Regions from separate parts of the Homo sapiens genome. Here region 2 is linked to region 1. A link is a loop called in an ENCODE intact Hi-C map of the cell type or tissue named here. Cell type or tissue: heart left ventricle. All regions are shown on one strand. Links, peaks and the distances in the headings refer to the core of each region. The heading gives the core; the rest is flanking DNA.

Evidence for each region. A loop is a pair of places that touch in the nucleus more often than their neighbours do. Peaks named below come from ENCODE experiments on the same cell type or tissue, not always from the same donor. Only the 100,000 strongest peaks of a DNase experiment are listed, where the experiment ranks them.
Region 2: it touches region 1 in a loop (1.9-fold over the local background); 4 of 110 quality-filtered maps call a loop at or near these places.

The regions. Positions count from the first base shown.
Region 1 is chr4:41,442,397-41,448,443 of GRCh38, forward strand. It overlaps a transcript of LIMCH1 not described here. Among named protein-coding and RNA genes, the nearest start is that of LIMCH1, 93 kb to the right of the region's middle. In heart left ventricle, for the core only: no CTCF peak of the experiment used is centred there; no DNase peak of the experiment used is centred there; H3K27ac peaks cover 1,163 bases.
Region 2 is chr4:41,621,205-41,627,251 of GRCh38, forward strand. It overlaps LIMCH1 (LIM and calponin homology domains 1), which reads left to right. Exons shown (of 32, transcript NM_001330672.2): 8 at 5,504-5,806. Among named protein-coding and RNA genes, the nearest start is that of LIMCH1-AS1, 69 kb to the right of the region's middle. In heart left ventricle, for the core only: no CTCF peak of the experiment used is centred there; no DNase peak of the experiment used is centred there; H3K27ac peaks cover 650 bases.

The DNA.
Region 1 (6,047 bases), core at 553-5,552:
TGGCCACTTAGCATCAGTGTCTATTCTTGCCCACTTTTGTATACATGCTTTGCATATTCCCAAGCACACACATGGCTCAAATATGTATTCATGGAGCAAATGGATGAAGGAATTAATTGGGTGTATAACCAACTAGTTAACCAACTAGCTGATTTCATGATAGTTGAGAACTCATCTGTGTGGGTTACCATTGTGGGTTGAAATCACCTGCATTTTTCAAACAGGTACTCTCTCTCCATTTTGGTTGACTGTGTTGACAAAGAAAAAGACTCTGTAACACTCAGAAATCTAAATATAGCTTCACACAGATGCACACTTGTTATAATGATGCAGTATGGAAATTAACTATGGATTGAATTTTAATTATTTAAACTGCACACATCTCCTACCCCTTCCTCCCTCTATTGTATCACATGTAATTACATTATTATACATCAGTCATTTAACCAGGGTAAACAATAATTGCTGGAAAACTAAGATTTTTAATATGAAGAAAGGAATTGCTAAGTAAATGAAAGGGAAACATACAAATGTACTGTGTGATTCTTTTGTGTAGCTGTTTGTTTAGCAATTCAGGAAGTGACTTAAACTTTGCCTGCCAATATTAGATGCTAGATTTTTATCAAAGGAAAGGTCCTATCATTTTTCATGTGTGTTTAGTTAGAGATTTGTTTAAATGGAAACATAAGCTAGCAAGCAACAGTTTCACTTTTGGGGAATGATTTCCCTCATAAAAGCTTCATGTCTTATGCTCCAAGGTAAAGAGAAAAAAAAATCATATTGGATGTTTTTTTTCTTTTTTTTTTTTTTTTTTTTTTTTTTTTTGAGACGGAGTCTCGCTCTGTCGCCCAGGCCGGACTGCGGACTGCAGTGGCGCAATCTGGATGTTTTTTTTCTTTCTGCTCTGGGAAGTGCATCAAATGTAACCAACACAGTGAATTCAGACCACCTGTGAGATTCCAAATTGCTTTTCCTGAATCGTTGTTGAATTAAATAACAACATTTGATTATGGTACTTAAAGCAAATCAAGGAATATTCAGATGAATCAGTGGATAAACACATTTAATAGTAGTATGGACTTTGCTCTTATTGCAGATGGATTATTATCCAATGAAACCATTCTTCTTTCATGCTGTAAAGCTTTCCAGATTTCAGGAAGCCAGGGCAGCTGTATTTTTTTAAACCTTCACATGTGATCCAAAAGTACCATTTCCTAGGAGAAACGAAGATCTGTTAATTTACAGTATTTGTAAGCAATGGCTAAACTCTTTTCTGTAAACATCAGAAATACACCTGGTGAAGGAAAGCTCTTCTGCCAGATAAAATGGAATGTTCTCAGTTAACCAAGGGAGCAGCTCGGATGAGAGAGGCCCATGGAACAAGTGCTGCTGAGCATCTGATTCCAGCCTGTGAAGGATGTGAGGGAGTTTGCCTTCCCTCAGGGCTAGAGAACTATTCATATAAGCAACTCAGCAATTTCTGTCTATATTGCTGACTTTGTCTTGATGTCTTGAAGAATATGCTCACTTAAAACTCGTAGACTCAAGGAAAGGCAAGCTGGCTAGATTTAAATAAAACTGAATCATAGAAGAGGCTACATCTGTCAGAGAAAACTCTGTAATCATGGACAGTGCAGATATTCCTATCTGGATAGGTATTGTCCGTGGGACTGAAGATAGCTGAAATGTGTGCAAGAGATGGCTCAGAGATTGAAGAGTGCTTCCAATTTCTGTGAGTCTGAATAGTTCTAAAGATGTAGAGACTCATTTGGTTTGAGTTTATGTTCTGGCAGGTATTCTTTGTATAAAAATTCTGTTTTTACTACTCCTAAACGACTTTTTGGTGACTTTTCAGTCATATTACATATGACTGAAATATATGTATGTGTATGTGTGTGAGTGTGTGTGTATATATATACACACACACACACACACACACACACACACACACACACACATATATAGAGTGCAGGGCATAGCATAAGTTTATTAATGTTTCATTGAGAAGGTAAGACTGAAATACAATTACAGAATATTGAGGAAAATCTATATTAATATATGAGTTTGACCTTAAGGGTAGGTCAGTGGACCTTGAACTATTTGGTTGGCGTCAGGCCGTGCCTGTGGTGTCTCTTCATTGGCCAACACAATGGCGTCTTTGTCTGGGAATCTCTACCTCTCATTAGGGTGGTCAACATATCACAGTGGTCTTTCCCTTCCCAAATAACTGTGAGAACAAAAGTGCCAATACAAGCATAAGCCCTTGCCAAGTACAACAACATGAGGTTCCATCAGCCCTAAAGAGGGGCAACCTAAGTTGGTCATCACAGCAATGGGATTTTCAGTCTTGCTCAACATTGGGGATTTGAATAGCTCTTAGGATAATCTCTTCTCTAGTGGTTAAGGATATAGTCCCCATAAAAGAAATCTGCTTATGGGCAATATTTTGCCGAAATCTGACCATCCACTGTCTGATGTGATGGCCAGGCTACCAGACTGAGGTTAAAGAGCTGAGTTATTTACTGACAAAGTCACCAACTTCTTCTAGCTCAGCATCTTGCTCAATAACCACTGTGTGCTTTTGTAGGCACATGAAGAGAATATTCAACAACATTTTCCCATTCTTTTTTTTTTTTTTTTTTTGAGACACCCAGGCTGGAGTGCAGTGGCGCAATCTTGGCTCACTGCAACCTCCACCTCCCAGGTTCAAGCAATTCTCCTGCCTCAGCCTCCCGAGTAGCTGGAACTACAGGTGCACACCGCCACGCCTGGCTAATTTTTATATTTTTAGTAGAAACAGAGTTTCACCATGTTGGCCAGGATGGTCTTGATCTCCTGACCTCGTGATCCACCTGCCTCAGCCTCCCAAAGTGCTGGGATTACAGGCGTGAGCCACAGTGCACGGCCCCCATTCTTTATTAAACGTGTAGGAAGCCTATTTATATCTCAAACCTCTGATTGACAGCAGTTGATTGATTGTCCATGAAAGGTGGACTTTTACCATTCTATGTTCCCAAGCTTTACTTAGGCAGAAAGCCATTGCCATCTTCTGAGACGAACCCCTGTAATGTAACCATAAAGCAAGAAGGATCATAGGCACCTGTGGAATTGTCCTCAAATTTTTTGGCAATGAAAATTGCAACTGAAGCACTGCTAATATTTTCAAGAAAAACAGTAAAATGGATTGTTACAATTAGTTCCTCCAATTAGGTATTCAAGAAAAGCATAGAAGTATGTGAAGGTTTCCTTATCTGTTTATCCAGTGACCTGTATCTTTCCACGATACTTTCAAATGGAATTTATTTAGCCTAAAAATAGAAATTAATTTTGCACTGATGGCCTGAGATTAGAGTTTCTTTGCATTCTGGAGATGAGGGTAGCTACTGACCTTTCTATCTTGCTTTATTATCTGTTGGTCTTGGCAGTACCTTTCTCTTCCAGGATGCATTCCCAGAATGGTTCAGTGAAACAAATGCTCTTTGGAGGACTTTGGCTCTTTGTGGCTGAGATAAATATATATCAACTTAAAGTGGGTTTTATTTTCCTCTGTGAATGAGTTCCTAGAGAATTGAAATTGTGGAAAGAACTAAAAGCTCAAATATAACAGAACGAAGTTTCCCTAAAGGATTACGGTCTGAAGCCTCAGTACATTGGGTAATTTTGTTAAAATAGGTTCTTCTTGTCAAAGGGTTTGAGGGTTGCTGTCAGTCTATTTTCAAAACTGAAGATGAGGAGGATGATTGTCAACTGCAGGTTCAATTGGAACATCGTGGGGAGAAAAATCTCTATTCTGCTAGTCGTTGGTTTTTGAAGCACAGATGGGGCCTGTGAGATTTGGGTGGCATGATGAGGGGAGGGGAGTAAGGGGCAATGCAGCAGGGTATAGGGGATTTAGACTCACCTTCCTAGTCCTGTTGCAGTTTTGAAACCTCTGAGTCTATTAGTGTCCGACAAAAGTGTTTGTTAAAATAGATCAAAGACTAGATTTCTAACCATTAGGGAAGGGAAAGACATTCTCAGAGATTCACAAATATACGTAGTTAATGGAACCATAACTTTTAGAAGTCAGTGTTCACAGGACAGATGGGAATAGCTGGAATGAAGTGAGCTTTGAATGCTGATTGCTTTATTTTATACTAGCTAATGAGTGAATGTGCCACACATCCTCTAACCTTTCTGGAATGGTGAACAAATGGATAGATGTGCTGAGTAAGTGTTGGAAGACAACTACATGAACCCTTAGGCAACTAGGAGGAATTTAAAGAAATAAACCATGTGTTTACAATTAAACTAGGAAAAGCCTGTATATAAATCCAATTGGTAACACATTATATAAAGATAAATGATAAAAGTCCTTAATATTTTTCATGATCTTTCAAAGTTTCTTTAAAAGTGGCAAGTGGCCTCAGAAATTTGAATTATCATGAAAGGAAAAGGAAGAATGACTTAAGGATGTGTATGTGTGTGATTCTGAGTTAAAGATTCTGGTATAGATCAGTGTCGTGGAGACATTAGAGACAAATTTGAAGGTTAAATTTATTCAATGGGCCAGGTGTGGTGGCTCATGCCTGTCTGTAACTCCTGCACTTTGGGAGGCTGAGGCAGGCAGATCACTTGAGCCCAGGAGTTTGAGACCAACCCGGGCAACATGGTGAAACCCTGTCTCTACTAAAAATATAAAAAATTAGCTGGGCATGGTGGCATGTGCCTGTAGTCCTAGTTACTCAGGAGGCTGACGTGGGAAAATCGCCTGAGCCCAGGAGCTTGAGGCTGCAGTGAGCTGAGATGGCCACTAACTGTACCACTCCAGCCTGAGTGATAGAGCGAGACCCTGTCTCAACAACAAACAAACAGCGCTCCCAAAACCCAACAACAAATAAATTTATTCATTGCATTTCAAGAGGAGCGAGTGTTTTGAGAAAAGACAAGGACTTTTGGTAAGTTGGGTTAAATACTGATATCTGCTTCTTTAACAGGATCACTGTTCTTGTCTATATCTGGAAAGAAGACAAACCTTGGGCAGCAAAATGCTGTTTTTATTATTAATGCAGTGATGTCAATCCAAACTAGATGACTGTGATTCATGGAATCTTCAAGGAAAACCAAATATTCTTTTTTAATAAAGTAATGGAGCTGGGAATTGCACATCTGCTCTTAAAAATCTGTTTTTCGTAATACAGAACATATGTTAATCGTCACATCTTTTATTAAACTGAAGGAAAATTCTTGTTGAGTAGATTAATTCTGGATCCTGAAAATGCGGGACCATGGAGACGAGAATATCGAGACAAATGTCTGTCTGTCTTACCAACTTACCTCTAGAACAGTGATTTTCACACTGCTGGATGTGACCTTCACGAGGGTAATGAAATCAAGCTAGTGGGTTGGGAGTAGCATTTTTTTTTCGTTTTTGAGACAGGGTCTCCCTCTGTCTCCCAGTCTGGAGTGCAGTGGCGCGATTTCCGCTGACTGCAACCTCTGCCTCCTGGGTTCAAGTGATTCTCCTGCATCAGCCTGCCTAGTAGCTGGGATTACAGGCATGCACCACCACGCCTGGCTAATTTTTGTGTTTTTAGTAGAAACATGGTTTTGCCATGTTGGCCAGGCTGGTCTCAAACTCCTGACCTCAGGTGATCTGCCTGCCTTGGCCTCCCAAAGTGCTGGGATTATAGGAGTGAGCCACCATGCCCAGCCTGGGAGTAACACTTTAAAAAAATGAAATGGAGTAGAAAATGCAGAGTAGAATGTAGGAGCTTTTGGGAGCTTTTGCATTATTGCTCTCTCTTGTGTGTCTACACAGAGGTGTCTGCAGTCATGATGTAGGAGGTAACTTTCCTGTATTTCTCCTAGAGCTTCAGCTTTAGGTTCGCTTTAGGTTGGTGGGACCAGCAAAATCCCACCCCAAATTGGAGAGGTCTGGCTGACTGGTTGAGGCTAGGGTGATGTCTGATTGAGAAGGCTCGAAGACTCAACCACAGCTTTTGAGTCTCTGATTCTGCAGTTACATTATACCTGCAGGTTCAGGGCCTGAGCTTGTCTGTTTCCTC
Region 2 (6,047 bases), core at 701-5,700, 180 kb after region 1:
AGCATGTTGATTCAAAAACAAAGAATGGAGTAATTACTTCTCTTTAATTGTAACAAAGGTACTAGTATCCAGTCCTGATAGCTTCATATTACATGTGAGATGGAGACCTTCAGCAATCAGAGCCAAGGAAAACTATAGTTCTGCACTCTTCTGTAGTGTTTTGAGAAGCTGGTTAATTTTTCTTATAAAATAACCACAATGATCCTAACAAATAATAGTGCAGCCAAAATGTATTTTACAAATTGACATTCATAATAATTTGACAGTTGGAATTCCTTTGCCACTTGCTGTTCCATTTAATTTTTTTTTTTTTTTGAGATAGAGTCTCACTCCGTCACCCAAGCTGGGGTGCAGTGGTGCAATCTTGGCTCACTGCAACCTCTGCTTCCCAGGTTCAAGCAATTCTCCTGCCTCAGCCTCCCAAGTAGCTCGGATTACAAGCGTGTACCACCACGCCTGGCTAATTTTTGGATTTTTAGTAGAGATGGGGTTTTACCAGGTTGGCCAGGCTAGTCTAAGAGGTGGCTGATATACCCATCTTCCAGAAGTCCAGAAGTGGGAGCTGAGGATCGTTGATAGTCAGTGACTTGCAGAGCTGGTCACCACCGACCTGGTGATCAGATTCGGATGCTCTGACCACAGCACCACATCTGCCTCCCACACATTTTCCATTTCTCTATACAGCTCCACATGTGGTTATTTATGTGGTCCAGGTCTTAATTAAATATCCAGTGTTGAGTTACATAAATTTAATTCTAGAGTACCTTTGTATTAAAAAAAAAAACAACTAAGGATATACTTCCTCCTTGTCTGTGGTATATTACAGATAATCATGCCTATTCTGAACACGTATGTGCTTCTGGAATATTCTAACATAAAATTGTGTTTATGTTACAAACAGCTCTCTGAGTTTATTAAATAAAGAGTAATGTAATAAAATCTTTTTTTAAAACTCCAGATTTTTTAAAGTTTTGATACAGAGACCTTATCAAACACATTTTTTTCTGCATCCCTTGAGCATCCCATACACCATGTACCAGAGACTGGACTAGATGCTGAGAAGACAAAAATAATAATAGTGAGGGGAATACTATCTCCTCACTAGGTACCATTTTTCAGACTTCTCCAGCTTCTGCCTTTAAGGACATAGTAGTAGGTAATAAGTGATACAGATAAGAATATGAACTTACCTGAAATTTTAATCTTCCTGTCTTTGACACACATCTTTCATTTATATCACGTGTAAAGTCTTTAAGCTAGTGTTTACCAAGGATACCATCATCCTTAGAGTATCTAAAACAGCAAAGGGGGATGAAGGGGAGCGGCATTAAGCTAATTCAGCACACTCAGGAATAATGGTCACATAGAGAAGAGAAGTGGGGTAAAGGCTGGGAAGTCCATACACGTACTGTGCCACTTCAGTACCTGGGACGTTTATTTTATTAAAAACTTTGAACTCTTTTATGACAACTCCCATTCACTGTACAAACATCAAATCATAGTTTAAAAATGTAATTCTAATGAATATATATTATCTTTGTTTATTTCACTTCCATTCATGTTTCCTGTTATTTGGCTTAATTTTAACCTATTTCATCCAAGTTAGCTCTCATATGCAGAAGTTTGCAGGTCAGTTAATGTCATGATGCCTCAGGTCTTCTGACTTAGCATTTAAAATTGGGCTCTGGATAATTATGCATATTCTCAGAGAATGTTCCCAATAGCAACACAACACAGCTGCTCCAAACACCCAGAATTCATTTGTTAGGCAGATTTTTCAGCTGCCAGCCAGCGCTCTCACAAAGGTTTTACACATAGCATGCCACCAGCCTGGCATGTCTACGTCTTTGTCACTTACTTTTTTGCATGCCACAAGAGTTGAGAGTCATTCTAAGTTTATCCACATTTGGGATCCTGCTTTTAATGTGGCAGAAAGTAGCTTAACTGGAATGAAGTATCATGAAAAAGAAAAGGACTCTTGGTGTCTGGAAAATAGGAATTTAAATCATTGAAATACGCTGATATCTCTCGAGGCATTTTAACCTCAGTGTTCTGTCTTTGACATCCAGATGAATTCTGACCAGCACGTCTTTGCACCCAACAAGAGGACCACTTGTTGTGGCCCATTTCTCAGCTGGGAAATGTTTGCAGAGATGATTGAGATAATAGAGCCATGTCCGAGGGGAAGAGCATATAGATGAACAACAAAGCTTTATTTTGTAGACTGTTTTTTGTTTGCTTGTTTCCCAAGTATTCTTAAACACCTTGCTAGGCTGGGTGCGGTGGCCCAAACCTGTAATTCGAGCACTTTGGCAGGCCGAGGCGGGCGGATCACTTGAGGTCAGGAGTTCAAGACCAGCCTGGCCAACATAGTGAAACCCTGTCTCCACTAAAAGTACCAAAAAAATTAGCCAGGCGTGGTGGCATAGGCCTGTAATCCCAGCTACTTGGGAGGCTGAGGCAAGAGAATTGCTTGAACCCGGGAGGCAGAGGTTGCAGTGAGCCGAGATCGTGTCACTGCACTCCAGCCTGGGCAACAGAGCGAGACTCGCATTATCTTTAAGGCAGTATACAAAAGGGAGCAAAGGTGCATGTTATTTCATTTTCACAAGAGGTCAAAAACCTAGAAGTTTCAAGCTTCCTGTCAAACAATATATTAGCGGTATCTTAGCATCAAGAGACAGAAAGTAGGATTTCTTAATAAATGTGTGGAGTTTAATATTTATTAGAGTTTCCACTGAAGGGAAAAAGTACATAAATTACTTTTTCTTCTATTTTATTTTATGGTTGTGCTAACTTAATTATCCCCCAAATATGAGAGTCTGCCAAAGAAGCCAAGATTTCTGTTTTTAAGAGGATAAAATAAGAACCAAGATGCACTTCCCCTGAATTAAAATGCCATGGAGATTTGAGTTCTTTTACTTGGTGTTTCCCATTGGAGAAGTAAACTTTTTTTTGAACTGAATTATAGGTTTCACATGATTGTACCTCTTTTCTAATTGTTTTCATATGTTTCAGCACTCAGTGCTTGCTTTCTGCTAGTCTGTGGATCTTCTCAACCACGTAGTAATTAATTACAGAGGGGAAAACAAGGCAGGGGGTGTGGGGGCGTAAAAAAACCTCCGAGGAACAATAGACATTTTAGAAATCTTTAGAGGAAGAGCAGATGCAGCTAAGTGCCAGACATGGATTCCTCTACAGCCCTCCTTACCAAACGCCGGTTCACCGTGGCTGCTGAACAGATCCTTGGGTATCGGGGACCAGTCAGGCACATAACTTGCACGAACCTTTGTGACTCTGGATGTATTAGGGCGGTGCACAAGTAATTGCGGTTTTGCCATTTTTAAAGGCAAAAACCGCAATTACTTGTGCACCGACCAAATAGCTGCCCTGATTGGAGATGGGGTGAACAGGGAAGTTTCCAGTGTCACCCAGGACATTCCCAGGGGGACTAACAGGCTTTTCTGGAGAGCAGAGTTTCCTTCATTGGAACACACTAGCTACCAATCTGACCTGGTTGCTTATGCATTGCCACATAAAACCGGGTGAAAGAAAACACCAGCTCTTCCTTAGCTTAAATCATTACCTCATTCACTTTGAAATATATAAGCCTCAGAAATGTTGAGACAAGAGCTTTTCTTCCCCCTCACCTGCTTTGAGTCCGTAATCCCTCCTACCAAGAAAGCTAGCCTGCCTTTCTTTAGGTGAGGCTGTGCAGGATCGCCAGTTGGAGGCAGGGCTTGGCATTTCTCGTTTCACATTGCCACACTGTATTCCTTCCACATGAAACAGTGAGCTGTGCCCCCAAAGCAACTCCTTCTTCCCAAAGCTACTCATCTATGAGTGACTTGGACAAAATAAAAGTGCCAAACCTCCTCATGAATATAAAGCCAGACAGCCTGGCCTGCCCCTTGAGTATACTTTAATTAATTTACCTGAGTTCAGATGGCTTGAGCTAGAGACCTTAATATTCTCTTCTGCAAAGTGGGCGTCATAATTCCTATTTTGCAGGGTTGTCATGAAAGTTAGTGTATCTGGAATGTACTAAATGTACTAGCTACTAAGAGTTGTAGTTATTGAAAAATAAAGTAAAACAGACCCAAGTTTCACAAAAGACTGTCCTTAAGGTCCTTCAAAGAAAAAAAAAGCACATTATAAAAGTCATTTAAGTATTTTGATACCTAGACACCTGTGAATACAATCCTACATATCTACCTTATACATATTATTTATTATTTCAAGGCCAACAGGGCCAGCTCAAAACTTGTATCATTATTTTTTGCTCGCCGTGAATCTGCCTTGAAGCTCTGAATTTAAAAGACTCAAGCAATTAGTGGAAAATCAGTCATTGTGACAACTTTTCAAGTGGGTGGGGAGTGTCTTCAAATAGCCAATGATACGGAAACTTTCTTCACGCTCTTTTTTATATATTTTTTTAAGTCTGCATATCTAAATTGAGATCACTTGAAATGAGTCTTGCCACACTGGGCATTTAGCCTAAAAATAAACACCCAACGGAATTTGCAGCCTGGCTGGGTTCACAAGATGCACAAGGGACCAGATTCTCCCTGCTCAAATTGGCATCGCAAATTGGCAGGGTCATTTGCATAAATACGAATATTTTATTCCAAAAAATTCTGCCCAAGTTGGGGGAGGTTGGAGCCCAGGACTGTTTGGTTTGTCCCAAAGTGGAAAGAATGTTGCTCTTGGACTTCAGGGGTTCAAGCAGAAGATCTGCTCCCAAATTAGGGTATGAGAGCTATGATTGCACCACTGCGTTCCAGCCTGGGTGACAGAACAAGACCCTGTCTCTTAAAAAAAAGAAAAAGAAGAGAGGTGGAGAGACAGGAGGATAGAAGAGGGAAGAAAGAGTTGCTGATGGAAAGGTGCAGGGCAAGATAAGCTTCCTGGGAGTGGAGGACCAGGGAATGGAATAGTTTAAGACCATCCTATGAGTGGTCGTAAACTATCCCAGATGTTTCAGGTTAGCTCAGCTCTGAAGAAAGACTTCCTTACATTTTGTAATCTGTTACACATTCTAGGTGTGGTGTCACACAGCTGCATTCATTTGTTTTCCCCCAGATCAGTTTCTTGGTGGCTCAATTTTTTGCCCTGTCAGTCAAAAACAAATTAAGTGTCTACTGGGTACTCATGTGCTAAAGAAAAAGGAACAGTAACAAAAAGCTTCCCATTTTTCCCCAATTTCATGCAAAGAATCTGCACTGTCACTTTCAGAGCCATTTAGGATCCTGCTTTTCTGTTGCTGGTGGAAGCCCTGAAAATTAAATGAATTTTTAGTATTGCTAGTGTCTGGCTAAATTCAAGGTTTTAAAACCCACCCTAACTATGCTGCAATTCTAGACTGAAATAATGAACAGATGTCATTTGAACTAACAATATCGAGAAGACTTTTCACTAACAACACAGTTGTCTGTCTAGAGATGGAGATTTAATTTTTTTTGTCTGATCACATGTGGAGTCCCATTTAATTTTCCCCTATCAGTCAAAAACAATTAAGTGAAGAGAAAGAAGCTATTCGTGATATTGTCCTTCGCAAAGAAAACTCTTTCCTGACCCACCAACATGGCAACGATTCAGAGGCAGAAGGTGAAGTTGTGTGTCGACTGCCTGATCTTGAGAAGGATGACTTTGCTGCAAGGAGAGCAAGGATGAACCAAACCAAGCCAATGGTGCCATTAAATCAACTCCTCTATGGCCCTTATCCAAAGAAAGGGGCAGAGAAATCAGATGGCAGCAAACAGCTCTCAAAGGGAATCTCAAAAAAAAGAAGTCTAGAATATAAAAGGTGTGCATGGTGTGTGTGTGTGTGTGTGTGTGTGTGTGTGTGTCTATGAAAGAGACACAGGGAGAGAGGACATAATTAAGTGAAGTCAGTTTGTATTGTACCCCCTCCAGTTCCTCTTTCCAGCCTCTCAATTATATGTACTTTGTAATGGGGGTTTATTTTGAAGCGGAACTTTAGATATTCAATCTCCCTTAAATGCAGATGGCAGACAGTAGAGTGTCCATGTCCAAAATAGGGCTGA